2 separate regions of the Mus musculus genome follow, and region 2 is linked to region 1. A link is a loop called in an ENCODE intact Hi-C map of the cell type or tissue named here. Cell type or tissue: heart. All regions are shown on one strand. Links, peaks and the distances in the headings refer to the core of each region. The heading gives the core; the rest is flanking DNA.

What was found. Hi-C counts contacts between places; a loop is a spot of excess contacts. Peaks named below come from ENCODE experiments on the same cell type or tissue, not always from the same donor. Only the 100,000 strongest peaks of a DNase experiment are listed, where the experiment ranks them.
Region 2: it touches region 1 in a loop (3-fold over the local background); 15 of 42 quality-filtered maps call a loop at or near these places.

Annotation. Positions count from the first base shown.
Region 1 is chr2:72,725,386-72,741,172 of GRCm38, reverse strand. It overlaps 8430437L04Rik (RIKEN cDNA 8430437L04 gene), which reads right to left. Exons shown (of 7, transcript NR_040503.1): 6 at 14,283-14,372; 7 at 11,705-12,321. Gm30257 (a long non-coding RNA gene) reads right to left here and starts at 7,352. Exons shown (of 5, transcript XR_374639.3): 1 at 7,315-7,352; 2 at 2,190-2,259. In heart, for the core only: no CTCF peak of the experiment used is centred there; no DNase peak of the experiment used is centred there.
Region 2 is chr2:73,264,979-73,280,765 of GRCm38, reverse strand. It overlaps Sp9 (trans-acting transcription factor 9), which reads right to left and starts at 8,840. Exons shown (of 2, transcript NM_001005343.2): 1 at 8,675-8,840; 2 at 4,995-7,641. The coding sequence starts at 8,695. The coding sequence ends at 6,208. In heart, for the core only: no CTCF peak of the experiment used is centred there; DNase peaks (open chromatin) are centred at 7,775 and 8,815; H3K4me3 peaks cover 5,221 bases; H3K27ac peaks cover 1,700 bases; H3K27me3 peaks cover 6,095 bases.

The DNA of each region.
Region 1 (15,787 bases), core at 3,733-11,732:
CTGTCACTTGTGATGTCTCTAAGTCAGGCTGAGCCAGGAAAGGCGAGTGTTTCTACTGATTCACAGTCACTGGGAAATGACTCTGGCGTGGAGGCAGGGAGGGTGTGTGTGTGTGTGTGTGTGTGTGTGTGCGCGCGCGCTCTGGCTCTGGAAAGTTTCATCACTTTCTAGGAGTCCAGAGCCAGCGAGGGCAGGTCAGAGAAGGTGGGACTCGGGCAAAGGAGTGCTGCTGGCTGTGATCCTCTGCACTGGATCCTGCTTAGGTGTTACTTGCTGAGTCAGGCTCTCTCCTGTACCCTGCCTGTCTTATGTGGAAGGAACCTGGCTTGGCAGCTTAGTTGCATTGGATGGCAGCCCTCACTAGTCAGACGTGCTGCCTGCATAGTACGGGTACCTAGCAGCCCTCACCTGCCAACTTCCAGTGCCTGCCTGATTATGACAGTATCCACTCAGGAACTTTCCGTCCCATGTTGCTGGGTCATGCTACAGAGGCAGGTCTCCAAACGCTCCAGGAGACTCTTGGATGAAGGGAGTAGCCAACACATCTGGGTCTCTAGCATAGTCTCTGGAATGGATTGTGATTCCAGTCCCAGCCAATGTGGCATCCGTGGGGAATGTGGCCTGGAATGTACTCGAGTAGCTTCAAAGTCAGGTCTAGAAGATGCTAATGTGCTAAACATGTTTAGAGTCATGTTTGTGTCTGTCTGTCTGTGAAACTACCATCTTTATATCTATTTGGGGAGATAATTTTAAAATGTTATTTTACACACTCTCTGTCTGTGTCTATCTTTCCCTCTCTCTGTCTCTCTCTCCCTCTCTGTCTCAGTCTCTCTCTCTCTCTCTCTCTCTCTCTCTCTCTCTCTCTCTGTGTGTGTGTGTGTGTGTGTGTGTGTGTGTGTGTGTGTGTGTGTGTGTACTTGCTTGAATGTGCCAGGACACACATGTGACATTCCAAAAACTCGGAAAAGTCAGCTTTCTCTTTCTACTACAGGGTGCTAGGGATCAAACTCAGGCCGTCAGACTTGGTAGCCTGTGCCTTTACCCCCTGAGCCATCTTGCCAATCTCATAATTATTTTTGTATTGCCCATTACATTCTTTTTCATTAAAGGTTTTTGTGGTTTTTTTTTCAATTATCCCAACAGTTCCCCTTTGCTCATTTTCTATGCAGACTTTCTATGATCCATCGGGATGAAGTTTCTAAGGTGTAAAGGCTGTTTGGTTAATCAGCCTAACAGATACTTTAACCGTTGCTACTGTAGTCTAGGAATATGGCAGTGACTACATGTTCATCTCGACACCCAGGAATCCAGTGAACTGTCTGGCCAGGCTCACCATGAAAGGCTGGCTGGCTCTTAAGGAGTCGCTCACTTTCCAAAGCATCTCAACACTGGGGTGATGCTGAGTGTGCAGATGTGTGCATTGGTGTATGTGGGTATGTATGAGAAGCTAAATGTGTTGTACCAAGCAGTGCTTGATCTATAAAAATGGAAGCTATCATGCCTCATGATCCTATTGGCTTTGGGACTTCCTTATTAATCACAGTCATGAGCTTACTATTTGTCTTCCTCTTGTGATCGGATACAAAATATGGCAGCCATTTTGATGTGTGTGCATGTCTATGTTTTCAGTTACAGAGGCTTAAAATGGCAGCCCTATGCATCTGCTTGTGTATGCATTTAAAGCATTTTCTTTTACTTTTTTTAATGGAAAAATTGAAAAGTTTAAAGGAATAAGGGATATAGTAACAGAAAATCTACCTGTTCACCATCACCGTTAGGGTCACTCACGCTACATCTGCAAGTCTTTCTCCTCTCTCCTTCATGTTTTTTCTTTGAGACACATCCAGATGTGTCTGTGAACACGTCTGCACTCACAGGCATTTGCAGCGTCTGGCACCCCCTGTGGCTCACTGCCTGGCCCTGAGGCTTTGGGGTCTGTGGCTCTGCACATCCTCTCTCCTGTCCTTCCTCGCTGGTCCCTTCACCCTTCCTTCTCCAGTGCGACCTTTGTGTTGCAGCCTGTGAATATCCCGGCCACACTGCACGGCCACACGTAGCTTTATCTCTCTCTACCGAGTGAGCTAAGTTTTCCCTTCTGTGGGCGTTCCTCCATCTCCGCGTACGCTGGAACATGCTGGTTCACTTTGCTCTCCTCGTGCAGCTTGATGAAAATGGCTTTCAGGATTTACCTTAGGATGAAGGATGATCTGTCAGTCATAAGTACACCGACTCCAGGCTTTGCAATCTTAGGCCTGGACGCTGAAAGGCAAGAAAACCAAAATAATTACAATAATTCGAAGCAGATGCCTCAATCTAAAACACCACTGGTACCTTCCCTCTGTTATTACTGAGGTCCTCAATGGTAAGTGTGGCCCACACGTCATCCATAGTGAAATCCTTTAGCATTAGTGTCTTTCCCAGCAATTGCAGCAACATGAGGCCTTTTGGTCATTGGCAAGCCACCTTTCTCAGAGAGAGCCAAGACATCTTAGTGGAACTCAAGAAGGAGAAACAATGTTGCCAGCTGTGTTCATGTTGGTCTGCATAGTGAGATGGGATGACAAGAGAACACACAGAATACATAACCACACAGATAAGTCATACAGCATACACCTATTATATTTATCAGTATTATGCTCTATACTATACTCATGATATTATGTAATGATATAGATGTGTTGTCCTTGAAGAGGTCCCAGGTTGGGTTCCAATACTCACATGGTCTGTAGTCCTAGTTCTAAGGCATCAAGTAGCCTCATTTGGCCTCCTTGGGTACTTGGCATGCATGTAGTGCTCTTAGATACTCACAGGCAAATTCATACATTTATTTGTTTATTTATTTATGTTTTAGTTTAACCTTTAAAAGTATAGAACAGATGAGAGCCTTATTACTGTTGCTGTTAGTTTGAGCCAAGGTCTTACTCTGTGGCCCAGGCTAGCTCAGACTTGAGCCTCTTTCTGCCTCAACCTCCCTGAATGCTGGGACTGTGAGTGTGTGCCGCTGTGCCTGGCAAGAGAATGGCTTTTAAGTGGTTTAATGTTGTATTCCTTGATGAGGTGTCGATGCAGTTTAGAACTCTCTCCAGGGTGGCGGATGTAACACTCCAGATCAGTTCTCTCCAGAGAGCAGCTTTAATGTGTTCAGAGTTGAGGTCTATATGAATAATGGGCCTAACTATATCTGTCCAATCAAAAGCAGACTTATTGGTGCACACCTCAAATCCTATCACTTGAGAAGCTGAGGCAGGAGAATTTCCTGTGTGAGGTAAGAAAACACAGGAAAAGAAACCTCTGCATTCCTTTGGTAAGTAAGAGCGACCTGGGGGAGCTGGGGACTGGGTCAGCTTGGCTCCTCCCAGGACGGCGAGTCAGCTTGCTCCACTCTATGGTTGCTTTTATTCCACCTTCCTGAAAGTGTAACACACCACCGTTTCCATCTGTATTTGGCTTCCTACTGTGACCTGTTACCTAAGCAGAATCACAAGGGGGAAGAGTTATGACTTGGGCTAGGAGTCTTTAGCTGTACTGGTTGGTAAAGAAAATGCTTGGGTTAGAAGAAACCTCAAAAGGGTTTATGGATATCCCCTCTTTAGCTTGAGATGGAAATTTCTGGCTCCTCTAGTTCCTTGGGAATTTGTTGTTGAGATGCCTTGGACACCATAGACAAAGACCCAGAGAATAAGGCAACATTATTGTTTAGGTAACATCAAGGGCTTGGTTAAGTGAGTGGGAGATAGGTGAGCTACTTAGTTAAGGGTGCAGACTCTGGCTCAGACCATCGACATTCAACGCGATCCTGGGTAAGACACTTAGCCACTTGGAGTCTCAGTACCTTCTGTAGATGAGGGGCTGATAGTTGCATGATAATATGAGTTACGGGGCTGGGACGGGCAGCAATAGAGCGACAACATATGCAGAAGTCTGTGTACTTGGCATTAACACCCAGGATGACAGATAGTAACTGGACCAGGTCTCTTTGCTTCTCCCCATAGCCTCTACTTGCTTGTGATATCTGGCATTGAAAACTGCAGTCCATGTCTCATAAGGAGACTGGTGGAGCGAAACACTCTTATTATTTCTTCCTCTGCCTTGTATTTCTTTCTCTGATTGTTTTCTTCCTCTGCTACCACCATAAACTCACCGTGGAATCGGGGGCACCCTCAGGCACTGGAGCTTGTAACTGGAGGGGTTTCCTGGGCCTGCCTTTACCAGCAGGCTTCCAAGTACAGTAGATCGCTGTGCATCTGACTTTAGTTTACAGTCCCATGCCTGCAGGGTAGGGCTGAGTGTGTCTGTTTCACTTGAGTTTTCTTTCTCAAGCACATACACATTCCATAGTTCTGTGATCATGCTTTTCCTGGTATGTGAGAGCATGTTAAAGACTACTACCTAATCATAAAAAAAATAATAATAATAAAAAAAAGTTCCCAAACCTCCTCTTGCCTGACTGCCATTTAACATGCTATGCAAATAAAATATAGTGCCACCTTTGTGAGCTCACCCATAGTGGGCTTTGCTTCATTTGGGGCTGGGTTCAGTCAACTGTTTCCTAACCTCAGCCTGGCTCTCCGGTGTCTGTATTCTTTCATTTTCTAGTGTAATTATGGCAAGAAGACTTCATCTTGGTATCTGAACCATAGACGCATCATAACAAGGAATTAATAGTCTCCCATTTCAAAGATTATGTCTTTCTAATACCTCACTCAGACTGAGTCCAGACACTGTTTGTGCTGGGTGGTGGTGCTGTAAGTGGTTGGCTCTCAGAGACAGTTGGCAAAGGTAGAGGTTCACATTACAGCACGCAGTCTGTGTATGGACATCTGTGTGCTGCCTCATTGCTCACAGGGCATGCTCGGTGTGCTTTATATTCTTCTGGGAAATGGTGATTTTACAGCATCATTGAAGTGTAGTCTGTGCCCCACATTTTTAAAATTTTATTTTATTTTTTTACTTACTCATTTTGCATCCCTCTGACTGACCCCCTTCCCCACCATCCTCTCTCACAATCCTTGTCCCATCCCCCACTTCTTTTCTCCTCTGAGCAAGTGGGGCCCCCCTGGGTATCTCCCTTCCCTGGCACTTCAAGTCTCTGCAAGGCTAGGTGCTTCCTCTCCTATGGAGGCTAAACAAGGCAGCCCAGTTAGAAGAATGTACCCCACATACAGGCAGTAGCTTGTAGGATAGCCCCTGTTCCAGTTGTTTGGGACCCACGTGAAGACCAAGCTGCACATATGCTACATATGTGTAGGAAGGCCACACATTAGTCAAATCTTTTTTTCCCCCTGAATGTGTCATTCCAGGTATGAGGTCTTTAAATTTTGGGTATTTTCTTATTTTGACAAAGTTCCTGATTCAGAATTGGAGAGTCTAAATGTCTGGCAAGTGTCCGAAAGTCTGACTCGTATTAAAGACAATCTTAAATCAGGGTATTATCAGATCTCAGCTCCAAGATAAACCAGGCTGCGCCCTATAGAAGGTACTAAGACAGCTAGAAAGGACTTGAGTAAATTATGTTGAATATATAAAATCTCCTTCCACACTGTTACATACCCTAGTGTCACCCATTCACACTGTTTTGTATGGGCATTCACACAACATATCTTCATTCTAAGCAATTTAGGGACTAGGTGGAAAGGGTTATTTTTATATCTTTCTCATACTATTTATTTATTTATTTTATGGGATCTATCTGTGTGGGCGCAGAGGTCAGTGGTCCCCTGGGAATGAGAGACTTGTGACTTGTGTAATAAGAGAATCTGGAAGAAGAGCATCACGTGATCTTTCTAGGTTTTGAGATCTGCTTCTGGGCAAAAGGATGAGGGAAAGTGAGCACTGCCATTGCTGTTTCCTCAAAGCCCAGGGAGCTCGGTTTGGAGGGTGTGTGTCCTGATACCTGGGCAGGGTGGCTGCTGTGTGGGTTGCGACACTCCGGAACCCTTTTCGTCACCTTTGATCTATGGATGGTAACTGACCCCAGTACTCTCTGTCCTTTTGGGACCAGCATTTTACTGAGAAGAGGTGGCGGGAGACAGCCGCTCGCATTAGACAGTGGGGATTGCGAACTCCTAGATGCTCCAGCTCAATACAGTAGGTTCCCTTGGCCCCAGGGCCTGCACCCTACCATCTACTATAGTATACGCCCCACAAGCCCTTGTGTTAGAGGTCAGGGCCCAGCCTGTTGGACTCCTGGGAGGTGGTGAAGCCTTTAAGGTGGGCCTTGTAGAAACTCCTTGGGTTACTGAAGTTGTGCTGAAGAGGACTGGGGGGGACCCAAACATCTTCCGTCTCTGCTCTCTCTACACCCCTGTGTTCATGTCATATCATGCTGCCCCACCACAGGCCCAAATCCTCCACTCTATCAGCTATGGATAGACATGTCCAAAACTCAGACTATGAGAGACTTTTTCCCTCTGTATCTCAGGTAATTGTTACAGTTACAGAAAGCTGACTCATACCCCACCCAAAACATTTTGTAAACTCTCTGTACACACCCAAAATTCCATTCACATGAATGGAACTCCATTCTAAACTGAAAGATCACATATTGACCAATTATGAAGTGAAGAGAAAAAAGTCACATGGAAGAAAATCACCATTTTTCTTGTGCAAGTGCTTATGTGTAACTGTAGAAGGTCTTTTTTATAATCATTCTCTCTGTGACAGTTATGGAGCTAAGCTGACTCAGGACAGTCACATCAGTGTACCAGGTACCTAAGGCAACATGACAAGAGAGCCTCTCCTGCCATGGACTTACATTCTGGAACAGTGACAACTCTTGGTGAAAGTCTCAAAGCAGAGAAAGAGCATACTCTTTCTCCAGCCAACTGGAAAATTCAAAACATAAAGCTATGCTTATAGGTAACATGGAGGAAGATTCAAGGCTCAAAGTATAAAAATGGCATTCACTTAGATACACGAATGTGTGTGAATGACACATGAAGGTGATAAATGAATTTGATCATTTGAATGTCAAGGATGTGAACAGATATTATCTGAGATTTTCCTGAGGAGATACAGCACACATGTCTACTCACCCCAGAAAGGTAATCCATGATAGACCAAAGTCACAATTCCACAATGTCCAATGAAGTAACAATGGAGTTATTAACAAGAGTACAGATGTGGGTTACTTAAAGGAACAATGTCTTAGTTAAGATTTCTGCTGTTATGATGAAATACCACGATCAAAGTGGCTTGGGGAGAAAAGGACTTATCTGGCTTACATTTCACAATGCGGTTTATCATTGAAGGAAAACAGGGCAGAAACCTGGAGGCAGGGGCTGATGCAGAGGGCATGGGAGGACTGCTGCTTACCGGCTTGCTCTCCATGGCTTGCTTAGTCTGCTTTCTTCTAGAACCCAGGACCACTAGCCCAGGGGTGGCCCCACCCACAGTGAGTTGGACCATTCCCCATCAATCACTAATTAAGAAAATGCCCTACAGAGGGATCTTGTGGAGGCATTTTCTCAATTGAGGTTTCCTCCTTTCAGATTGCTTTAGCTTGTGTCAAGTTGACATGAAACAAGCCAGCACAAGTAGGGATGACTCAGAAGTAGTCACGTCACCAAAAGTCCCACCCCAACACAGATGACAGCTCATGAATGCCTGGAGCTCTCTGCACAGCTTACAGTCTGAGAACCTCTCACTGCAGCTTGGCTGGTCAGCGTCCTTCCTCCCCCAGCAATTATTTATTCCTTTTATAAAGCCAGGGACAGGCATTCCAGAATCTTCCACGTTTCTATTCCCCCTTTGTTTACCTCAGAGTCTCATGAGCCTTCCCCTCCCTCCTGGAGGGAATGTTTCAATTTGGAAGAAACTACTGTATAACAAAGGAAGAATCAGCTGTCATTTGAGAATGTCTGCACATGGGAGGATGTGCAAGGCCCAGGACCTTGACCACTAAAGGCGTGTAGTAACTGCCTCCTCTAATTATTTTAGCAATCAAAAGCACCCTCATTCAAGTTCAAAACACCCCTGTGAGGCCACTCTAGACCCCATTGAGGACCCCTCCAGTCTAGCCTGGGCACCCTGACTTGACCAAAATACATCAGGGACTCCACTGCTGTAGGCGTTCATCTTTCCTTTGTCCTGACTTGTCCCTCCAGGGAGCGCTTGCTCATTCTCTGTCTGCTTTCCCTTTCAAGCTACGTATGATTATTGGATGTAATTGAACAGGGCTTCTTCAGCTCAGCCCTTGGAGGTTTTCAGTGAGAACCTGACTTCCAGGAATAGCATGGCTATGGGTAATTCTCAGTGTACGCTCCTTTAAGACTTTTTGTCCTCAAATTGGCAACAGGCAAAGAACACTGAATTGCTGTCTTCAAAGAGGAGCCGGAAGCTTCCAACCCAGATGTCTAGTCGCCTCTCCTCACTTTCTGCCTCCTTACCAAGTGAAGGATGCTCTAAGCTTTCCACAGGTGCTGATACCCAGTGTTCGGCTACGGCATCTGCCGCCTTCCTTGGCTATGTGTGGACTTTTGCTCGTAGTGTGAGACCCACATATTTCAGGTTTGGTTTTTAAAGCCAAGGGTGTTGAAAATGAGCTACAGAGACCAGGGATGAACAGTTTCTTGGAGTCTGAGCCTTCATGTCAATCCTGCCATTCCCATGATTGACAGGACCAAGGTCTCTGCCTGCTCCCCTGTTAAAATCCATTAGCTTTACACGAGGCTAAAAAAAAAAAAGTGAAAATGGCCAATATAATTAGTGCAAAGTGAGTGCTTGCAGAAGCTGAACAGTGCTTTGACAATGCAGGAATTTGAAATGACTGGTGAGACCAAGTCCCCCTTTTTTACAGCGGGTCTCTGTTGCTAAGAGCCAGGTGTAGGGGTGGGAAGTGGAGGCCCCCAGCCTCCTGCTTGGCTCTTGACTTCCCCAGGTTCTGTTTGTCCAGCAGGATCAAGATCAAACCTCATCAACCCAAGGCTTTCCCATTGATAGCCTGGCTATCAAAAGCAAATTTTGCTCATTTGTGTGTGTTCTGTATGTACGCATGTACATGTTCGTGTGGGCGTGTGCACAGGTAGGTGCACAGTGCATGCATGTATGGGAAAGCCATCAAGTGACTTCCTCAGCTATTCTCCACCTTAGTTTTTGAGACAGGCTGTCTTGTTGAACTTGGAACTCTTAGATGCAGCTAGGCTCATTGGCCAGTGAGTTCTAGAGATCCACGCAGCATTTCTTCCTTCCCAGGACTGGGGATGTCGAAGCACACCACCTCACGCAGCTTTCACGTGGGTGCTGGGGATCTGGGCTCAAGTCCTTAAGCTTGTGTGGCAAGCAATTTGCCCACTGAGCATCTTGCCAGTTCACAGGAATTTTTCAAAGTACTAAGAGCTTAATAGCTTACCCTTTCATTTCTGAAATCTTATTTCCTCCTCTATAGTACGGTATAGTATTTCTTTGTTTCTTTAAAAATGGAGTAGGGAAAGGGCCCAGTGCTCTGCCTTGCACAGTTTTGGGGTTAATCAGACTGGGGCAATTAGGGAATGAAGACAGGACATACCGACATTTGTACAGAAAGGCTGGGGTTGGCTGGACCATGCACTCCGACAGAGATTCACCGATGCCTGGAAACACAGTGTGTTTATTTTATACATCTGCATGGAGAAGGCAGGTTTAGCTAATCTCAGCAGGAGAAAGTCTATGTGGGGAAGTGGTTTCGGCTTCCACTTATGCTGTAGGGATAAATTGTGGATGATAACTTCTTGAATGCACTGTCAACATCTGCACAGGGACTAGGAGAAGGCTTTGTTATTTCCCTGAGCTGACCTAGGCAAGGCTTCGTCTTTCCCATGGGTTTGAGGCATTGGGGTCTTTGATATAGTCAATAATACATATTTGCTCAGAACTTCATATGTTCCCCGCCAGCCTAATACCATTAACATCTATTTTTCCTTCCTTAAATGATTTGTGTCCCTTACTTTCCAAACAGATAAGCAAAACAGAAAACATGAACATGTCATTCTAAAATTATATGGTATGCTTGAAAATTCATGATTTGCTTTTATGTATCATACATGACAACTCCAGCACGCAGCCCTCAAAGTAGACATTAAAATTCTTTATCCTGTGTGATGCTAAACTGGGACCATTTGTTGGTTGGTTGATTGGATGGTTGGTTTAGATTGGGTCTTACTATGTAGTCCTGGCTGTTCTAGAATCAATATGTATATAGCCCAACTCATATTGGGCTCCAAGTCACAGAGCTCCACCTGCCTCTCTTTCTGAGTGCTGGGATTACAGGTGTGGGCTAGTATGCCCTGCTGTTTATTTTATTTTTTAAATTGCACCTTTAGCTTATAATTGTACTAATAAGATTATTTTGAGTACTTATGATTAGCAATTTCCAAGTCCTCCTAGATGAGATAACTTACCTGTTTTTCATCTTATGTAGCATGGCATTTGAACACATTGTGAACCCCAAGATTGTAAAGTGGAAAACCCCCACTGTGGTGTAGCTCAGCCTTAGCACTTCCTTTTATCCACTAGCTTTCTGTTTTTGTAAACAAGTAGTTGTGGTGTGGCTCAGCCCTAGCACACACCTTTAGCCTAAGAGCTTTCTGTAAACAAAACCAAATAAAGTCAACCCTAGGTCAAGAGGCAGAGCAAGTAACCAGCCTACAGGGAGTGAACGTAAGTCAACAGAGAAGAGGGTCTTTGAGTTGAAGGGGATTTTAGACAGCGTGGAGAGGAGAAGGAACACTTTCCTTCTGAGACATCTGTAGAGTAGGAAGGTCAGCTGGATGCTTTCTCTGCCTCTCTGAGCTAGCAGGCTTTCACCACACCATTTTGTTCCTGAGTCTTCATCGGTAAAACCTAATGGTGGGATTTTTGGTTTTAAAGCAACAGTCTTGAAGGTGTGTTTCCCCTTTCATTAAGTAGGCTGTTTGGAAGGCCATGCTACTGAAAGAAGAGAAACAAGAGAGTAACACTTTGGGTAATTCTTATGCTGATTTCTTATAGCTATTATAATGTTTTCATTGTTACAATAGAAAATTGGGGCTAGAAAAAAAAATCTTTCTAAATTTCAGACATACCATTGTTTAGAAAATGATCCTCAGATCATCATAGCAATGTGAATAACAGAGACAGTGAACTGGAAATAGTGCTAATAGCAGATATAATTTCATGGGATGAGAAGTTTGATTCTCAAAGAGTCATGTCAAGATTGTGGTCCAGTTATCTGTTGCCTTGCAATAAATCACTCGCCAGTTTAACACTTCGACACAATTGCTGTAGTTCATGGTTTTGTTTGAAGGCTACTTTTAATCTACAGGCAATGCTGGGACTATCCCTAAAATAAGAATTAATCCATGCTCTCATACCTCGTGGGTTTCTTAACCTAATCGTCTTCTGAGATATTATCTTAGGAAATTACAATGATTTTATGAATCTTTTTTAAAGTAGTGACAGCAAATACCTCCAGTCATAGGTTGGTGGTCCAGTACCTGAGTTTGCCTCAGGGTGCTTTGCTTGGTCTCACATTGTTTTTTAAAAGATTAGCCAGCTCCAGCAAGATGACTCAGAAGGTAAAGCCACCTACTGCCAAGCCTAACGACCTGAGTCCAATTCCTGGGTCCCACAAAGTGGAAGGAGTGAGCTGGCTGTCAGGTGATGGCCTGAGACCTCCACACACACTCTGTAACATTTGACTTCCTACCACATATAAAATAAACAAATGAAGAAAAGTTATTTTAAAAGATGAGCCAATAACTTAGGTTTAATTCAAAATGCCAAATTTTTAGCTTCTACTGGAAAATTTGTGTCATAAAATTTTCATATGGTTGCACCATAACTGAATAACTTCTGTCCCTACAGAAGACATCATCTCTGAACCACTTCCTAGCACTAAATGCCATTTTCACAGGTTTGCACCTGTCTTGCCACCACTTCTGGTAAAGAAATACACATCTGGACTCAAGCTTTGTTAAAAACAATAGAACAAGAGAGAAATGAACAATAGAAAAGAGAGAATGGATTAAAGACAGATGGACATTCTTTGTCATTCTGCCTGGAGAGGCAAAGTCATTTCATTGCCCCTTTGAGTCTTTTTGGGGCTTTCCTCCTCAGAATATGGGATTTAACCCCTTACATCTCAGATGTGTGACATCATCCCTTTCTGTCTCTTGGAATCCTGTTTTGTCTCTTTGAGGGAGCCCAAGAGATACCCGTGGAGAAGAATCCTCAGCTGATAGTTCAGCATCCATTTGTCGTTCCTGGGAAGCAGCCATCTTGGAAATGAACCCAGGAGTCCTTGTGATCAAGCCACTCAGCTGCCACCATGTGGAGCAATGGTGAACTGCTCCTGCTAAATCTTGCCTAAATCATAGTTGTGCACAAAGAGAAGATAGTTGTTTTAAGCCATGAGTTTAGAAGGACAAGTTACACTGTTCTCAATAGTTTAGAATCTATGGGTGTCTTGTGTTTGTATTCCCAGAATCTGGTGTGGGTACCTCTAGTTTCCATACGTGAGTCACTTCTACCTATGTGAGTATCCGGCTGACTTTGGCTCCAGAGGGGAGCTTTTCATTCAGCTTAGCTAAACCAGAAGTGCTGAGCATCAAATGTATCAGGAGGCAGGTGTATGGAAGCTGATGGAACGTACCACAGAAGGAAGACATCTGCTGCACTAGGAAGAGGGGTCTTTGTGTTTCCAACTAGATCTAAACCCAGAATACTAAGCCTAGAACTTCCAGGCACCTCCAGATAGGCACAGAGAATAAAGCCAACCCAGTGGGGGATGGGATAAGAGGAAAAGAACCAAGACACAATGGCACTGAGCTAGACTCAGCTATGTCTTAGGTCATCTCTACCCTCAGAGAACATGGACCAATAATATTTTTGTGTGTGTGTGTATTTTGCCTGGCCAATTTGAATTAGATTTTTGATCACTTGGCCAGAAGGAATCCCAGGTGCAGAGGCTCTGAATTTTTATGCTGATACCTTCTTCTTTTCAGATATATAAAAGATTATTTCACACAATTTTATATTACAGAAAAATTAAAAGAATTATACTAAGGATATATACATATCCACCTTGTCCAGACCTCCCAAATATTAAAAGTTGTACATTTGCTTTCGTATATTCTCTTTCTGTATAAATACATACATACACACATACATACATACTTATAATTTCTCTGTGTATGTACAACTTTTTTCTAAATGGACTGAAAATAAATTAAAAAGTCAATATTCCTTTGCTCCTAAATGCTTCAGTGTGTTTCCTGAATAGAACATTCTCCTACAAAGCCACAGCATAATTTCCCATCAAAGTTGGGAAATTTGAATTGATAAAATGCTATTATTTCATCTATTAGCTTGCTTAGGGTTTGCCATTTGATCTCAGCAATGCTTTTTTAGCAGGAAGAAGAAGAAGGAGAAGAAGGAGGAAGAAGGAGGGGGAGGAGGAGAAGGAGGAGGAGGAGGAGGAGGAGGAGGAGGAGGAGGAGGAGGAGGAGGAGGAGGAGGAGGAGAAGGATATTATTTTTGGAGCACTTACAACATTCACTGCCGTGTCTTGCTAGTCTGTCTTAATCTGAAACAGTCACTGTTCATTCATAACAATGTTACATGTTTTTTTAAGACTACAGGCAACTTAATATTATGTCCCTTCCTTTGGGGTTGTCTAGAGTTTCCTTGTGATTAGATTCAAGCTATAAAATTTTAGCAAGAAAACAGCAGAAAGTGCAGCAAGTTAAAACAGGAGGCACATAACCTCCTGTGTCCATTACTGCGGATGTTAACCTCGAGCTTTTGATTAAGGTGCTAATTGCCAGCTTCTCTGGTGTAAATGTACGACTTTCTTTTTGTAATGAGTAAGTATCTTGGCAGGATACCTTCATGTGTGGAAATACATTGCCATTCCTCAAACTTTTACCCAGTACTTTTATGAACTTTTACCTCTAACAATTACTGCTGTGGTAGTTAGCAAACAACAGCTTTCCTGCCCCTCTCATTCCTTTATATTTGATCTAATGTAACAAAGAACAGTCCCACACAACAAATCACTAACCAATCCTCCCTCCCTCCCTCCCTCCCTCCCTTCCTCCCTCCCTCCCTCCCTTCCTCCCTCCCTCCCTCTTTTTCCTTCCTCTCAAATGGGATGATAGAACTCAGCTCCATTCAGGGATTTATAATACTTTACTATCATTGGCTTTGATGCAGAAGCCTGGAATTTGCCATGTTTTATAACTCAGGCTGGTTTTGTACTCTTGACAATCCTCCTGCCTCAGCTTCTTGAGTGTTAGGATTACAGGTCTGAGCTGCACACACCATACCTGGCTGTGATGTAATTTCTTCGATGATAGATTTTTCTTTTTCCGTTTTTGTTAGTGAGAGTCCTTTCAAATTGACTTCCATGCCGGATGCTTTTTGGTGAAGGAAATTAAAATTACAACAACAACAACAAGACACACTCAGGCTCTGAAACCAGCTGAGGTTCCCAAGCTTCAAATCTTAGGCCACGTCTCTTAAGCTCTGTCTTCCTCAGTTCTCTCCCATGGAAAATGGGCACAGGAGAAAAGAACACTTTGACGGAGTGTTAAATCAACTTGTGAACAACAGAAAAGCAATCAGAACTGTGCACAGTCCTCAGGTCTGGGCATACCACCAGGTGCTCAGGCTTGCTAACCCTCTGGCTGTGTGGATCGGTTCTGCACTCCTGAGGGTTAATTTTGCCTCACAAATGACTAAGAGGAGACAGTGGGTTATGTCAGAGAAGTGCATGGAAGCCACTCTCGAATGGCATTCGTCTTCCCTGTCCACTCAGGAAAGGATGAGGAGATATGTGCGCCAGAATTCTCTCCTGAGCTCTTGGCAGACGTAACTCAACCAGTGAGGAACTGGCTATCAAATAAACAGGAAAGGCCTTGTTTTGTACCACAGCAAGTACCAGAAAAGGGGAGAATATCAATGTACCCTCTGTCATCTGTAGAAGAATGTGTGTGAGTGTTTACTCCAAACGCCAATAGAATCGGATATTTTTGTATACTTTACTTAGAGCAATGCAATATCTGCTGTGGTGTTTATGATATGAGTATCTACTGATGTGTGCGTGGTATGCATGTTTAGGGGTTTATGTCTGAGATTTAACATTACTTCAAGTCACTACGAATGTGTTTGCCAATTGGATCACATGTGAATTCAACATCTTAAACTTTTTTTTAAAGAAAAACTTTAAAGATCCAACCAATGAGAATTCAATAGCATTCTAGATCTATCTATCTATCTATCTATCTATCTATCTATCTATCTATCTATCTATCTATCTATCTATCTGAGACAGGGTCTTACCAGGTAACCCTGGCTGGCACGGAACTTGATGTGTATATCAAGCTGACTTTGAATTTGAGATCAGCCTGTCTCTGCCTCCCAAGTGCTGGGATTAAGGGCTTATGCTACCATACCAGGCTTAGCATCTTAAACTTTTAAAGCTTAGAACTGACTATGTCTTTCAGCACTTGGAGACTAAACTGTTGTGACTCATATGGCTTCTAACGTGACATAAAGCAATTAGAGAAGTACATGGCTCTCAGATAGTAATCAATCATTAACAGCATTGAGCCATTTCAAAAATGGGTTTAGGCGGGAAGGGACATGCCAGGCACAAAGGTCTGAATTAGATTTGGCAGAAGGACAAATGTGAATAGGTTCAGAAAAGTTGGACAGAACTCATCTATAGCTTCTTCAGCTTCTCTAGCTTAGATTTGCCACTATTAGTGACAGGGAAATTTGTATACATCTCAATTCAGACTCCCAAGGGATCCTGTCTTACCAGATGTCC
Region 2 (15,787 bases), core at 3,501-11,500, 540 kb before region 1:
CCCTACTGAAGCTTGCCCGGCTTCCCTCGTGTGTCCCCTGCGCGGGTCGCAGGACGCACTCGCCCGCCTTGCCTTGAAAGGCAAGAGAATTTTTCTGCTCCCTAGGGCTCCACAGGTGAAGACCGCGCTTAGGGAAGCCAATGCTAATCTCTAGCTCCTGACGCAAAAGAAGAAAATGCCAACTCTCTTAGCAATTGACAAAAAGAAAGCGGACTGAGGGAGTCTCACCCTATCCCTGCATTTCTTTCATCAATGAATCGCCCCTGAAGTGGCAAGATGCCTGCGAAACAATGCAAAATCCACAGTGAATTTCCAAAGAGAAAGAAGGCTACCGTCTGGGAAAACCTACAGCTCAAACGTTAAGCTTTCCCGGATCCTGGCCAACTAACTGACTCTGGAGGAATGTGTCCCCACGGACATTTAGAAATCTTAAGAGTTCCAAACACCGTACATATTTATACCAATAATATATGGGGAGGCAAGTCTGTATGTATTTACCTCATACATATTTCTATAAACTCCAGCGTCTGGAAAGGGTGGGGGGTAAATAGCACTGAACGGTTAAAATTATGGAGAAGGGATAATAACTGATTACTAATTTGAAAGTAAATAAACAGGTGACTTTTTCAGATCAAATTCCTCCTTGGATCGTTACAATAAATATCTCTGAAGGAAGCGCTCTATTTATGTTGTCATTGATTAATTCTTCACTACCTCATTTGATTTCGATTTAGAACGATTTGATTCTAATTTAATTAGCATGTAATTTGGATGTACATAATTACTGTAATTATGACATTCAGGTAAGGCAGCTTTAGGCTGAAAGGCAATTTCAAATTTTCTAGCAACCTACTTTGTACTGGGAAATGGACAAGGACTTTGCGCCCTGCTATCCAAGTAGTAATTAGCACATCTCTGAAATAGGCAGTGCGGCGGGGTTTGTATTAAAACAGCAAATACAAACCCAGCCGAGTACCCGCTACAAAGGTGGCTGTTGAGTTCCCAGAAGCGCGCTGCATTTCCCTGGCTTGAGTTTGGGGAGCCGGGCACCCCAGAGCCTCATCTCTTTTCTTACAGCTTCGGGAGACTGCGTTTCTTTCCTCCTCGGGCGGGCGCCGGGGTTGGAAGGTGTCGCTTTTTAAATTAAAAAACAATAACTGCTGAAGGGGGAGGGGAGAAAGTCCCTACAAGCCCTCTAAAGCTAGTGGATGGGGGAGGGGTAGTGGACTAGGAAGAGGAGGGAAGGGGGCGGCGGGAGGCAGGGCGATGCACAGAGAAGAGAAAATTGGCCAACGCCCCCAACTGTTATCTCATTTCAGATTTGGGTTTCGAAAAGGCAAGGACAAAAGGGGTGGGTCTGTTCTGGGAGGGGGTGCGCACCCGTCGGGAGGGCCTGGGGCGAGGGCTCTGGGGGCTCCTGGTCGCCCTCTGGGGCCCCGTCGAGCTGCCCCATGCCCGCTGCGCCCCACTTGAGCAGTGGTCGCCTCCCATTGCACGGAAACCCTGCAGAGGTCTGTTGAGGTGCTCGGTGGGTCCAGGCTGGTCATAGCTGTGAGACTCTGGCTTTCTCTTCTGTGTTAGGGGTTCTGGGAAGCTGAGGAGGTCTTGGTGACCTGGTGGTAAACTGCGTTCACGCCCGTCCTGGGTAGTCCAGGCAGACCCGATGGTCCCGCAGCCCTGGACCCTAGGACGCTGGGTGAAGTGTGCGAGGCAAGCTGTGCCCACCGCGGGATCTCTACCCAGGGTGCACGTCGCTGCCGCTACCGACAACGCTCAGCTTTCTCATTTAGGAGTGCTGGAAGACCCTGAAATCGCCTAGGAAAGAATGCTAAATGAGACAATGAAAGAAAGCTGGGTCCAGGGCCAAGCGAGGTGGTAGTCTGTTTTGCTTGGATTTTTCAGTAAGTGTGTTTCAGAAATAATCCCCTTCCTTTGGAGCCATTGCTAGGCAATGTCCCCTCAAAACGGGGCTTGTCCCCAGCTAAAACACTAAACCTCGCTTTTCTTTGCCTGATTCCTTGGCTGCCAGAGTTCTCGACAGAAGCAGGTCTCCAAGCGCTAAAAGCCAAGCACCAGGCCGACAGCGCGGACTCCTATGCAGGAGCTCTAGATGGCGCCAGAGAGCCGCACTCGCCGTGCGCCTCTTGGGGGAATCAAGAGCTACTGTCAAACATAAAAGCAAATCAGAGTTTTCAGTTTTTTTTAATGTGTTAAGAATGTTATTCCTTAAGAAAATTTGTAGCTAAATTATTCTCACTTAAAATAAACACTTAGTATACCAATTACACAAATGGGCGGGATTTATGTGAGATTTACTTCATCTGCATTTTTGTAGTGGAAGAGAGCCTTGGTGAATACAGATAATAGATGCAAATAAGATTAGAGTTAAAATAAATAAAGTTTCCATGTGAATAAAAAGAAATTCAATTTTACACGACTGGTGACGATTTGACGGAATGTCCAGACACGCGGTTCAGGTGCACAATCTAATCTCATCCAAATGTTTTCAAACGTCCTTGAGGAAAGGAAAAAAAAAAATCTACTCCTTTTTCTTCATCAGGTAGGACCCGGTGGGTCCTCCAAAGACTGGGGGTAAATTATGCCAAGAAAGAAAAATACTGGGGAGGGTGTGAATTGAGCCGGGATAGGCGCAGGCCCAGCAAACTTGGTCTTGGTTCATCTACTGCGTGGAAGTTGGAAACAAGAAATCCCTGGAAACTCACTGAAACGAAATTGCATTTCCCCTCACCCCGGCGGGGGCGGGACTCCAGGACCCTGGTCTCAGCCCTGGCTTCACAAAATCCACTTCCAGGCGGCAGTCTTCATTCGCAGCGTGGCCTCCCCATCTACTCTACCCGGGACCCAGTTAGGCCCAAGCCGCGGGAATGCAGAGGTGGCCCTGGGGAGGCGCAGCCGCACCCCACCTGGGGACCCAGCTGGTATCCTAGCTCATGGACCTCGCCTCCCGTGCACGCTCTCTTCCATTTGTTCGTCTTCAGTCGGTCACCACCTACTGAGTCTCAAGGTCTCCCCGGGATGCCTAGAGCTGGTGGGAAGTGGGGCAGGGATGTTTCCCCTGGTGGGTTTCCGACAAGAGCGCGGGACCGGGTCCCTCTTGGCTCAGCTTGGAGCCCAAGATGTCTGACTGGACACTGAGGTCTGGGCTGCCGCCCGCGGTTCACCGGAGCCGCGGTGATGGACGTTGGCTGACCCGCGGGGCAGAGACAGCGCGCAGAGGCCTTGATCACTGGCCTGCGGAGGGAGCCCCTCCGGGAGCGAGACCTGCACAGCCAGGCCCTTTGATCTGCCTTTATTATCAACAAGAAACAAAGCTGCCTGGGACCGACGTCCCGGCGCCCTCATTCCTCAGGAACCCCCAGCTCGCACTCACCTCCGCACCTCCAGCCTGCAGACCCTAGACGCACGGGACGCCCTATAGACCTCAGAGCCTCTGCCTCAAACCCCCAGGATGAGCGTACTCTGCCACAGCTTCTCCTTAAGACCAGACCCAAACTCGAAGACGCTTTGGGGCTGGGGGTGCGGGGCGTCCCAGGCAGAAATGGATGAGCCGGGAGAGAAAATGACCGAAGAGAAGGAAAACTAGAGGAAGAAGAGCTCCGAGAAAAGAGGAAGAAGCCACTGAACCTCACGCTGCAGACTCCCCGCTGGGAACCTTCCTGCTGTTTCTCGTTGCCTTGCTATTTGGCTCTTCAGAGCAGTTTTTGTTGACTGTTAATACCAATAATTTATTCTTTCCAAAGAATCAAAATCTTCACTCAAGTTTCCAAGGCCAGTAATCAAAAAAAGAGGGGGAAATTTATAGCTGCTGACTCCCCTTGCAGTTTCTATTGTGTGAGAAGTCTTTTAGAAATATTTTTATTCTGTAAATATGTACTTTCTTTTTCCAAACTAACATTTTTTTTCGAATTGAGAAATTGTCTCATTTACCAATTTTCCTTTCGTCATTCTCTCCCTTCTCCCTCTTTTAAACTGGGGCTGTTAAGTTGGTGGTCAGAAGACAAAGAGAGTGAAAATAATTTTCATTTCAATAATTGCCTTCTGGTCAATTTAACTGTGCCTTATTTTGAAAGAGACTGTCTAAATGAGATTCCTGTCCCAAATGTGTTCCCAGGCCTGATCCCAGCCTTTAATTATTCCTGAGTTTTTTTTCTTCAGAATAAGACGCCGCACTGCGTAATCACAAAGAAGGCAGAGAGCATCCTTGAACCTTTTCAGAAGCAGCCACTGATATTCAAATAACCTGCGAGGGCCATTTGACGGCGAGGGGACCTAGGCATTTCCAATTCACTATTTGCATAGATCAGCCGTCTTTGAAAAGGAAAGGAGCAGTTGTCTTCCATAACATTAAAAAGCCTAGTTATCAAATCAAGTGCTTAGTTTGGGGCTTTTAAAACGTTTACATTTTATCTCAGGTTGCCCTTTACCGTTTGACATGCAAATTTGGTGCAGTTAATTTAGACAATTAAAAAGATCTTCAAGGGAGCTTTGTCACAGAGAATATTTGGAGTTTTCCCTGTGGACCAGCTGAGATAAAGTTGGCCAGAACAAATGATGTCTAGGAGATTAATTAGATATTTGATAAGACATGAATCCCTAATAAGGGAATACAAGGCACAGGGGGCTGCTGTGTGCTCTAAGTCAAAATTAATAACATTTAACAAGATTTTCATTTAGGCATGAAATGTCTTTTCCGGGGTATTGACTCTAGCGATTTATTCCCCAGAGATGCCTCCCAACGTAGAGAGCCTTGGAAACTAAAAGATATTTTTTTCCTAGAAAGATTTTTTCCCCCACAGATTGTTTTAAAATCAGTTTTAAAAAACAAACCCACCAATTTTTTCTGAACCCTCCGGGAGATGGGTAGGTATCTCCCCAGTTAAAACTGTCAAAAGCCCTGGCTTTTTAAAAAGGCGATCCAAAGATTTAAAATGTCACCTTTTGCAAGCCCTCCCATTAAGTAATACAACTACACATTCTTATAACCCGATTTAATTTTTGCTGTTGATATACAAATAAATAATTTTGACTTCTCAAAAAAATGTATGTGTGCTATGGCTTTTGCAACCCACATAAACTTCATTGCCTACAACTAACATTAAGGGAATTTGTTTCCCAACAAAAAAAAATAGTTGATTCCACATTAAAGATTATTGAGGGGGAAACAGGATATTTTTTTAAAGGAGGAGTGTTGTTTAGAGTCCTTTAATAACACCAAAATGAAAATATGATGTCAAGATTCTCTTCATACAGATAAACGCATTTAATTTCTTTAGATGACCTTAACTTACGTGTTTGAGTGAAATGGTAACTCAACATTTTAAATATCTTTTACATATATACTGACTTTCACAAAGTGCATCAGAAAATTAAAAAGAAACTCCCTGAATTTCAGGAATTCACAAAAAAACTATTCGAATGAACATTTACAAGAAAATAAAAGAGAACACAATCCTTTGAACCCTATTTATACAGATGTTATGAAATACAGAGAAACTGTTGCTAGACTTCCAGTTGAATATCTCACCTTAAGCCTTTTTTGATGCTTCCTTTTTTTAGAAAAAAAAAAAAAAGTCTCATTGTAAGTAGACATCAAGCAGGACTTGGAGATTTTATATATAATATAATCCACACAAAGGGTCTGTTTTTATAGGTCTCGTTTGTTTTCATTCGAAAGTTCTGACAGTCCTTTGCTGAGTGGTAGCTAGTTTTTGTTTTTTGTTTTTGAGAAAAGGACAGAGGATGGTGGGGGGAGTGGGCAGTGGGGGGAGGGGACATTTCTGTGTATTGCTCTTCTCTGGAGAAGTTTGTTCGAGTGGGTGCCTGTGAGTGCGCGCGCGGGAGTGTGCGTTCTTGCGTTTGTGGGACTCCGGGGTGGTGTGTGTGTGTGTGTGTGTGTGTGTGTGTGTGTGTAGTTTTGAACCTGCACTTATGTCGGAGGATGGCTCGCTTTTGTTTCTGGACCTCGAGATCGATTCTCATCTGGGCGCAACGGGTTGAGGGCAACTCCGGCGCCGCCAGCAAGCCACCGCCCGGGGTTCCGCGCTGCTCCACCTCGCTCCCAGCCTGGGCTCCGGGGGCTTCTCTGGAGCCCCTGCCCTCCCGTGCGCCCACTCGCTCGCCCTCCGAACCTCTCGCTCGCTCGCTCTGGGTGTCTCTACTTGCTCGCTCGCGCCTCTCCGCCAACCTCTAGGAGTCGTTGGGACCGGTCGCAGCTTCCTTGCCTCCCGCCGAAGCCGCCGCTGCCGCTGCCGCCGCCGCCGCTGCCGCCGCCGCAGCCGCCCGGGCTGCACTGACGCCGGAATCGTGCAGGATGAGGTCCGGGGACTCGGAACGGGGTGTCTCCAGGTTGCTGGCGTCCGTGTCACTGTCGCTGCCCTTTTTGCCCCCGCCGCCCCCGTTGTGCGTCTTAATGTGTTTGCTCAGGTGGTCGCTGCGCATGAAACGCTTGTTGCACACAGGGCAGGCGAAGCGCTTCTCGCCCGTGTGAGTCCGCAGGTGCCGCTGCAGCTCGTCCGAGCGCGTGAAGCGCTTGCCGCAGAAGAGCCAGTTGCACACGAAGGGCCGCTCGCCCGTGTGCCAGCGCAGGTGCGCCTTCAGGTGCGACGTCTTGCCGTACACCTTGCCACAGCCCGGGATGTGACAGCTGTGCAGCCCCTTGCGGCGTAGGCTCGCCCCGGCCGGACCCAGCCGCTCGGCCTCCTGGCAGTTGGGGCAGTCGCAGGTGGCGCGGCCCGAGTAGCGACGGGCGGAGCGCGCCGAGCTGCCCCCGGCGGCGGCCGCCGCTGCGCCCGAAATCATAGCGCTGGCGGCCGCCGCGGCCACCGCTGCGCTGGAGTCCGAGTAAGAGGGCAGCACCGGCTTGAAGCCGTCCTGGGCCAGCAGGTGCTGGCTGGTGGAGAGCAGGTGCGAAGCGGCGGCGGCCGACGAGCCGAGGCCGGTGGAGCTGAAGGCCGAGTGCGTGAGCGAGCTGAAGTCGGGGTTGTAGGTGCCCAGCTGAGAGTGCAGCGAGGCCTGGGGGGCGCCCGAGTGCAGCGAGCTCTGCAGCCCCCCGGCGGGGTTCTGCACCTCCAGCCAGGACCCAGGGCTGCTGTGCACGTCCCACCACGATGACGCCGCGCCGTTGGTCACCTCGCCCGCCGCTAGGGTCGAGTGGAAGCCCGACTTGTACCACGACTCGTACGGGTGCGCCATGCCCACGCGCGGGTACAGACCGTCGGCCGCCGTCGTGTGCACCTTGGAGATGAAGGCCGACTGGCCGCCCGCCTCCTGCGGGGACACGCCGGCCGCCGCGGCCGCCGCCGCCGCCGAGTTGGAGAAAAGGCCGCCATAGTCGCTGCTGAAGGCGGACGACGTGGGGGACGTGGAGGCCAGGCAGAAGGCGCTGTTGGCGGCTCCCGAGCCACCCGCCAGGCTGCCCGAGCCGCGGCCGCCCGTGGCCACAGCGAAGCCGGAGAGACTGGAGCCGAGGTTGCAGCTGGACGAGGAGCGCTTCCAGGGGTGGAAGCCGCCTTTGGCGAAGGCGCTGGACTCGGGCAGGGTCGTCAGGGGGCTCGTGTTGCCGATCTTGTTGCAGGTCGCCGCCAGCATGGCCAACGGGGTCGTTCCGAAGCGTGGCTCTTCCTAGAGTGGGTGGGGTGAAGGAGGGAGCGAGGAGGAGGAGGAGGAGGGCAGGGAGAAGTGGGGGAAGACACAAAGTGCACCGGTGAGCAGCCTCGTTCCCCCCGCGCAGATCCCGGAGGGCCCTGGCACCCCGGCTCGCGCCTCCTCCCCGCACGCTGGCGGGGGACGCGCCGCGCCCCGCGCAGGACAGAGGCGACCACGAGCGAGTAGGAAAGTTGTTCCTCAGTGAGACTATAGATCAGAAATGCCTCGGTTTTCGCCACTTCGTTCGCTGCCACCCTTGTCTAGAATCAGACTTGGGTTGACGCCATAAGCCCGCTCATCTCCCAGAAGCTCCCAAGTCGCCCTTCCGGGTGTAGCACGAAGGTAAACACACACAAGAAATAACGGGTGAGGGCGGGGGGTGGTGGCCAAAACAGCCACCCAGTGCTGGAAGAAACTCTTAGAACATTCCTCGAATGAGTGGCTACGACTTGGCTATTTTCTTTTATAGTTCAGAAACGTAGTTTTGATATTTACACAACGCACACGATTACAAAAAGAATCCAAGTATAAGCGGCTTTCAAAGTCAAGGGCAAACTGGGGAGCCACGCTAATGTAAGTGTTTATTAATGTAACTTCGTGGCCTGCAAAACAAGACTTTCCAGAAAACACTGTAATGTAATGCAACAACCCCCAAACCAAGTGGCGGGGGGTGGGGTTGGGAGTGGGGGAGTGATGTTAAAATCAAGAAGGGAAGAAAAGAAACATTCGGCTTTGCCTCAAAAACCAGTTAAAAGGGAACTTGCTTAAGACATTCTTTTCTTGCAAAGGCAAAAGGTCCCAGGTTCCAATAACTTGAAAAGATCGGTTCCAGAAATGTAGAAAATGCTAAAAGGAAACCAGAGCTGTGGTATAGCAACAGTTTCTTGAGAGATTCTGGCCCAGAGAAGCCATAAGAAAACAAAACAAAAACAAAAAACCACCACCAACAACACAAAAACAAAACAAACAAAAATGAGCAAAGCCTTTGCAGCGAGTCTTTTTCACTTACCCCAAGTATAGACGTGGCCATAGCAGGTTTTGGGCTGCGCGGCGAGGCCCGGAGCGGTGTTAAGCCTGGCGGCTGCTGGGAATCACGATTCAGGTCCCGCGCGGCTCCCGCGTCCCGCGCTCGCGCCGAGCGGACTCTGGGCTCCCGCCGGCAAAACTCAGCCTAAGTGCGAGGAGCACCCGCTTTGAAGTGCCGCTGGCTGCGCCTCTCGCCCAATGAGGGCGCAGGCAGAGCAGACGGGAGCTGCCCCGCAGCCAATCAGACGCTCCGAGGGGCCCGAGCCCGGGCTCCTGGCGCGTGCCAGTCAAGTCTGCGGGCGTGGGTGGGAGGGGGGCGGGCTAGGGACAGAAGAAATTACAGTGCAATTAAAAATTTACACACACTCACGTACCAAGCCAGGTTTAAGTACTGTTGAGACCAAGCCGCAGGCCCCCACCACTCCCACCACCCTGGCCACCTTGCTACGTAGGGCTGACAGTCTTCACTCTCCACTTGTGGGAAAGAAGCAGGAGAGGGACACCCCGGCCTAGGGCACAAGCAGAAATGGTCTGCGTTCACTTTGTGTGTACACGTTGTTGCTGCGAAGAACTTGAACTTGTAGCCATCACTCTTGCGATGGATTTATCCTTGTCGTGGTCGTTTTCCCAGATTCCTGCTCCCACCGTACTCTTTTTATACTCAGAGTCCTATTGAGCAGAGGGCGCAAAGGACAGCTGGGCCTCTCCAGGCAGGTCTACACCCACAGACTTGTTAGGAGAGCCCAGAGCCTGCTGCATCCCGCCATTTCCCTCCAGCGGTCTAAGTGACTTCCTAATTGTCGCTCTGGCCTCTGACCCAGGGGGTAATACAAGTGCCTATCACACCAGAAGCTCCTGGTGGTAATTGAGGGCACCCTTTGTATGGCTTCGCCAGCGCCTAGATACCAGGTTAACCCAGTTGTCAAATATGACTAAACAGTGGGACGTGCTGATTATCTGCCAGGTTTTTCTGGGGGCTGGCGTGGGGGTGGGAAGCATCAGCCCATACAACACTCTGCACGAAGCCGCTTATTTTCACATTGTAACAACTTTGGAAACGGAGACCGGCGCGAGCGGCGTCCGCCCCCCCACCGCCACCCCCGCCGAAGCTGCAGCTTGCACCGCTGTTTGTTTAACCCGGTGGAGATTTGCATGTCGGATTTCAGGTTGAAGTCGAGTTTTAGGGGATGTTTATAGAGTCATTTTTCTTGCTTCAGATTCAAACTATCTCCACTGCAGACTGCTAGGGCCTAGAAACTCCGTCTTCAGGGCCAAGGGACTCCAAAGGAAGGCTCATCTTCATCAGGCACCCTGCTGACACAGCCTTTGGAGGACCTCTCCGGAGCCTTCACCGAGAGAGTCTGCGAAAGCCAGGCCACACGTGGGCGCCTCCGCCTTCTGCAAGCTGGAAGCATCTTCAAAGCCTCTCTGGACCTTGGTGTAAAAAGAGGTGTCCTCACGCATCGCAAGGCGCCGCCGCTGGAGGGTTTCCTGTTTCTGGGCATTACTTTTGTCTTTTCCAGGGTAGCCAGAGGCAGCTTTTGAACTAGAAATACCAGCGCCCTCAGGCAGGTCTGGATACTTAAACGTGTAAGCACGTCCCCCCTCCAAACCACATCCTGCTTTTTAAAATAATAACTCCCAACCCTAAATGATCGGGTGCAAAAGACAATTTGTCGGGGGAACGACAAGTCAGGAGGATGTGAAGTTGTTTTTCCAGGTTGAGTTCATTTGCAAGATCTCTAGGCCCAAAAGTAAGTCCACCGCAAGACTTCTCTCTCACCTTAAGGTGGAAGACCAGGCCTGCACGCACCGGCTCTTCGTGAATGGGGAGAGCTTATGTGGACGTCGCCTTTCCCTAGACTATTTTTGCTCAGAATGCCTTTAAAAGAAAACTTTAAGGTGACAAAAGAAAAGGAGGAAAATGATGGCGGAAAAGGAGAAAAGAGAGGGATGAGCTGATCAGCTAGGAAGGAAGCTCTGCGTCCTAGGTGACTGAGATAAAAATCTAAGGGGGGGGGGGGCGTAAAGAAAGACAACGCGGTGGAAGGGGGCGGGTTACCAGGCTGCAGGACCAAGCCAGAAAGCCCAGCAGGGGGGACCCAGGAGCTGTTCCCAACAGGTGATTTCTGCCCTGGAAGGGGAGGCTGGCCCTCGGCTTCCCGTAGGGTCCTCGCGTCGATTTACTAATAGAGGGATTGTTAAGTGGCAGCGAGGCGTTTCCGATTCACCCTGGGCAGCCCGGGGAGGAGAAGTGCAGAGGGGTTCCCCACGACTTCTCCTCCCCAACCCACCCTCTTCTTAAGGAAACCTGACCAAGTCATAAATAAGACAACCCGAAAAGCCACTTGGCACTGGTAACATTTTTAAGCCCACCATTTAAACAGTTCTCACAGGCGTCTCGGGCTCGAGGCACCCGGATTCCTCCTCCTCCTCCTCCTCCTCCTCCTCCTCCTCCTCCTCCTCCTCCTCCTCCTCCTCCTCCTCCTCCTCCTCCTGCAGCAGTCCCCTCCCCCTCCCGCTGTTTTCCACGCAGTTCCAGCTGTCAGACTCTGGACGTGGGCTTTCGCATATTCCTAGACACACGCGTCCTCATCACAATAAAAGTTAGGGAAGTCTTCCAAAGGAATACAGACAATTCAACAATCCTGCCCGTTTCAACTCTAAGGTGGGGCTCAAAGAAAATCTTGGGGGGGGGGTTCCAGTTTTTTTCCCCTTCCGTCTGACAGATTTTTTTCATCTTCTAAAAAATCTAGTTTTTAAACAAAGATCAATGTGTTATGCTAAAGTGTTGAGCTGACTGTTAAAACATTTGGGGAAATAATGACAATGTAACAAAGGCCTGGTTTGGAGTGAATCATCACCCTTTTAAAAGTTAAAGCAATTTTCAGGAGAATAGCTTTCAGCAAACGCTTTACATTATTCAAAACGGCCAAATAATGCTCTATTATAGCGCCTGAATGGTGCCAGTCAGCCCCTAAGTGCAATTTGTGCAAAGGCCCCGGTGCCTTATCTCCACTTCTTTATAAAGAGGTGAATATAAAACAATTTCTTCCAAACCCAGACAGAGAGCACGAAAATTGCTTCCCTTTCTGCAATCAGGGCAATTTAACTGGAGTGCAATTAGCACTATTAAATGTCGATTCTGCATAAACAAATCTGACTGAGCAGAGAAAGTGGGGTGAGAACCTCATATACACTGAAACTGATTTTTTAAAATTATGTATCCGGGTCCTTTACAATTGATCCGTGACGTTTTCATCTTGGCATATATTTACATCGTAAATACACTATGGTTAAATCAACATGATGTTTTGCAAAAAAAAAAAAAAAATCTATAAGAAGCCCAATAAAGAATAGAGTAATTAAAGGGAAGAGTTCACTGGCTTTGAGCAAATATTGTTCCTCCCATCTTGCCTCTCCGAAGGGCTCTGATGTGAGCTGAGCAACTGTTCAAGTTTGTAGTGTTTCAGAGGCAAAGCTCGGGGAAACAATTTCATCTTGAGTACTCATCCCTGTTCCTGAGCATACCCAGATGAAATGCTTTCTCGCTGATGCACGAAGCTGCGTGGTGATCCTCAAGACCAGTTATTTTCTGAACCCCTTCCTCCGTAGCTGAGTAAACTGTACTCCAGACCCTAGCTACCCATTCTCCTCGGGAGTTAGCAGCGGACCTACCACACTGAGGTGGGGTAAGGTGTAGACTCAAGATATGGGCAGGAGGGGAGGCGTTGGGCTGGGAGGAAGCGAACAGTTCTCAAAATTGGTGACGCTGGTTGCAGCGGAAGGCTGGGCCACTAGAACTAGGATTCGGAGCGGGGGCTGGGGGCGGGAGGGGGGACCTATTAAAGCATTTGTCTGACCTGTCCTCCCACCTGTCTCTATTTATTTATTTATTTATTTATTTGCTAAGCCACAGAGGCTCCCGTTTTGAATCATTTGTGCAATTAATTATGCTTTTCATTTGCATGATCTACACCAGAGCAGTGATTATCAGGTCAGCACCGAGTGGGAGTTGGGGAAGAAACATAATAACTTCAGTTTAAAAAAAAAAAAAATGCTGCCTGAATGCTGGTTGCTGCCTGCCTGGAGCTCTGGGCAAGGAAGCCCAGTGCAGCCTTTAGCGCCTGTTGAGTATGGTGAATCCTTTCCGCAGTTGGAGTTTGTCAGTGTGACTGAAAACTGAAACCCAGCCTTTGATTAGATGGGAATCTTTTATAGTGAACATGTATTTATGTCTTTAAAAGCACCAGCCCTGAGTTCAAATAGATCAAGAAAATTAATTGAAAACTGAAAGACTCTCCCATGATTTCTGTGGCGCTTTTATTTAATCCTCATTTTATAAACCCTTACAAATAAAAAAGTCAAGAAGAATCAATAGGCCAATGAGATTTTCATCTTTTTAAAAAATTATACCCTACCTCAAAGGTGGCACTCCTATTTAGAGGCGCAATGCAGTCTAACCTCTTGAAGGTCTCCAGGAGAAACTGAAAAGCCCTGGTCTATGGAGACAGTTCATGCCTTTGCTGTACAGCCAACTGTGTGCTGCTAGATGTGGCTGGACCTTATATTCTAAGCTTGCCCTGCTCTGTTTATCTGAGCCAAAAATGCATTAACAATTAAAGGAGACACTGGTATGTCAAAGGAAGGAAGGCAACTGGAGACTGTGATGATTTTAATGACTGCAATTATTGGCAGATTATTCAACAAGCATCATAGGTCTGTTTACTGCATCACTAGGAAACCACGGCGGGGGGGGGGGGGGCTGTTTGGCTTGGAGCTGTACTGTCCTCCCTCACCAGACACTGTGGAGGAGTCCCAGACCTAAGCAAGATGACCAGCCAGAGTCAGTATCAGCTTTCTCTTTTTAAGAGAAGAGCTACCCAAATGATACACATATATTGCCCATCAGTTTCTTCAGTTTAACCACTTCTTAGACAGCTTGAGAGATTTCCAACTTCCAGCTCTTTCCTCCTTCATCCAAGGCTCAGAGGAGGGAAACACTCCAACTTTGAGAAGTAGAACTCAGAGCTGTCCTGGAAAAAGCTCCTCTGTCCCTTTCTTTAACAAGTCCCTTCAAGAGACTCCTTATCATTATTGTTAAAATAAATAAATAAAAATAATGAAAGAAAACAAAAAGATGCGACCAAGAGCATATTGGTTTGTGACTAACAAGTTTTTTTTTTTTTTTTTTTTTTTTTTTTTTTTTTTTTTTTTTTTACTGTAAATATAAATGCAGACAGAGGCTTTAAATCCAGAAGGGTTCTGAGATTGACAAAATGTGTTTTGGTTCACAATAATCAATAGATTGAAGGCTGGATTTTGCTTATCACTGAAATGGTGATTTGGAAGTTAACTCTCTCTCTCTCTCTCTCTCTCTCTCTCTCTCTGTGTGTGTGTGTGTGTGTGTGTGTGTGTGTGTGTGTGTGTGTAACAACTACCCTTAGCAATACTCCCTCTTCTGGGCACAGAGGTTGGAGTGGCAGGGTGCTTCTTGTGGGTTTTGTACTGACCAGCCTGGGGCTTAAGGTAGACTGAATTGGCATTGAGACCCTTGTGAGCCTGCAGGCTTCTGCACATGACAATTAGGAGCCTATTACAAGCCATTAGATGGATCAATGTACCTTAAACAATGTGAATGATTTATATGGCTGATTTATAATGGCGAAAAGAAAGAGGTGGGGAAGATGGCTCCATGGCCTTTATATCCATGGCCCTGCTGTGCAGAGTGGGGGACCCAGATCCTGCTCATCTTAGCTTAGAGCCACTAGTGACTTAGACAACTTTCCAAGCAGGGACACAGGTTCCTCAGCTTGTCCAGTGGGTGGCGAGATGCGAGATGCAATGCATGCTCTCTGCCTGTGTGTCTTCATTTTAAGGAAGAGTGAAGAAGACTAAGGGCTGCCTCCTCAGCAGAGGGTCACAGAGCTGCCACACCCCTAGCCGAGGACACCAGCAGCAGGGGTTCCAGCTGCCCCCTTCCTCAGCCTCCCCCCCCCCATGAGGATGACTTGCATATTTGTTTAACGAGTGTTGGATTGCTGCATGGCCCCTAATTACTGCAGGAACACACACCATTAGCCCTTGAAATTTCAGACTGGGGAGGAGCAGCAGCCCTGCTCTGGAAGGATGGTGCCTTTGGAAGAGGAGGAGGGAGGGAAATCCTTGGTAGGGCTGACTCTTCCAGCTAATCACATCGAAGACAAAATTACAACAGAGCTGAAGTGATCAAGGCCGCCCTTCTCTGCCTGGTCCAAAGTCTGTTTGTAGTTGTCTACTTGCCACAGACACTCATCGGCTTCTCATGATGAGGAAATTCCTACCCCCCCCCCATCCCACCCTGGCCTGAAAGGAGAGGACAGAAGATTCCCTTTGTTTGACCCCCTACTTCTGGTGCACCTTCAGCTGGACAATGGAGGGGGAGACTAGGGGGCCAGAAAGATTCTAAGTTTGAACATCTCACACCCAAGTCTAACTTTGCCCCTACTGGTTCATCCCCTCCTCCACCTTCCCCTCCCTGCTCTTCCTTTTCCCAGTCTCTCTGGCTCTCAACTCCCCCAGATCCTCTTCTTAGCCCAGTTCTGACCCCAACTCCTGTCCCTAGAGCCTGGGCTGGCTATATCCCCTACCTCATTTGATTTGGAGTGTCTAGAATGGACTCAGATGTCTTTGGCATTGCTGATGGTGTGGAAGAAAGGATAGAGAAACAACAGGCACGTGTCTTCTGTAGCCAATGTTCTATGGGAGCCCAGGATTTGGAAAACCTAAATGGATCCCATCCTCTCCCAACCCCGGCCCCTACACACACACACACACACACACACACACACACACACACACACACACACACACACGCACACGCACACGCGCACACACACGCACACACACCACGCACACTTGCAGAGGCTCTCTGACCTTATTTCTCCAGATGGCACCCTGCTGAGTTCTCTCAGTAGTTCCTTCAGTCCTCTCCTGCCTGGAATCTCTTCTCAAGGACCTGCAACTCCAAGAGGCAGAGAAGGGGGAGGAGGGAGGCTGATTGTGTAGGCCATGAGATTCCCTGTGAGGACTCAAGTGCCCCTGTGACATTGCCCAG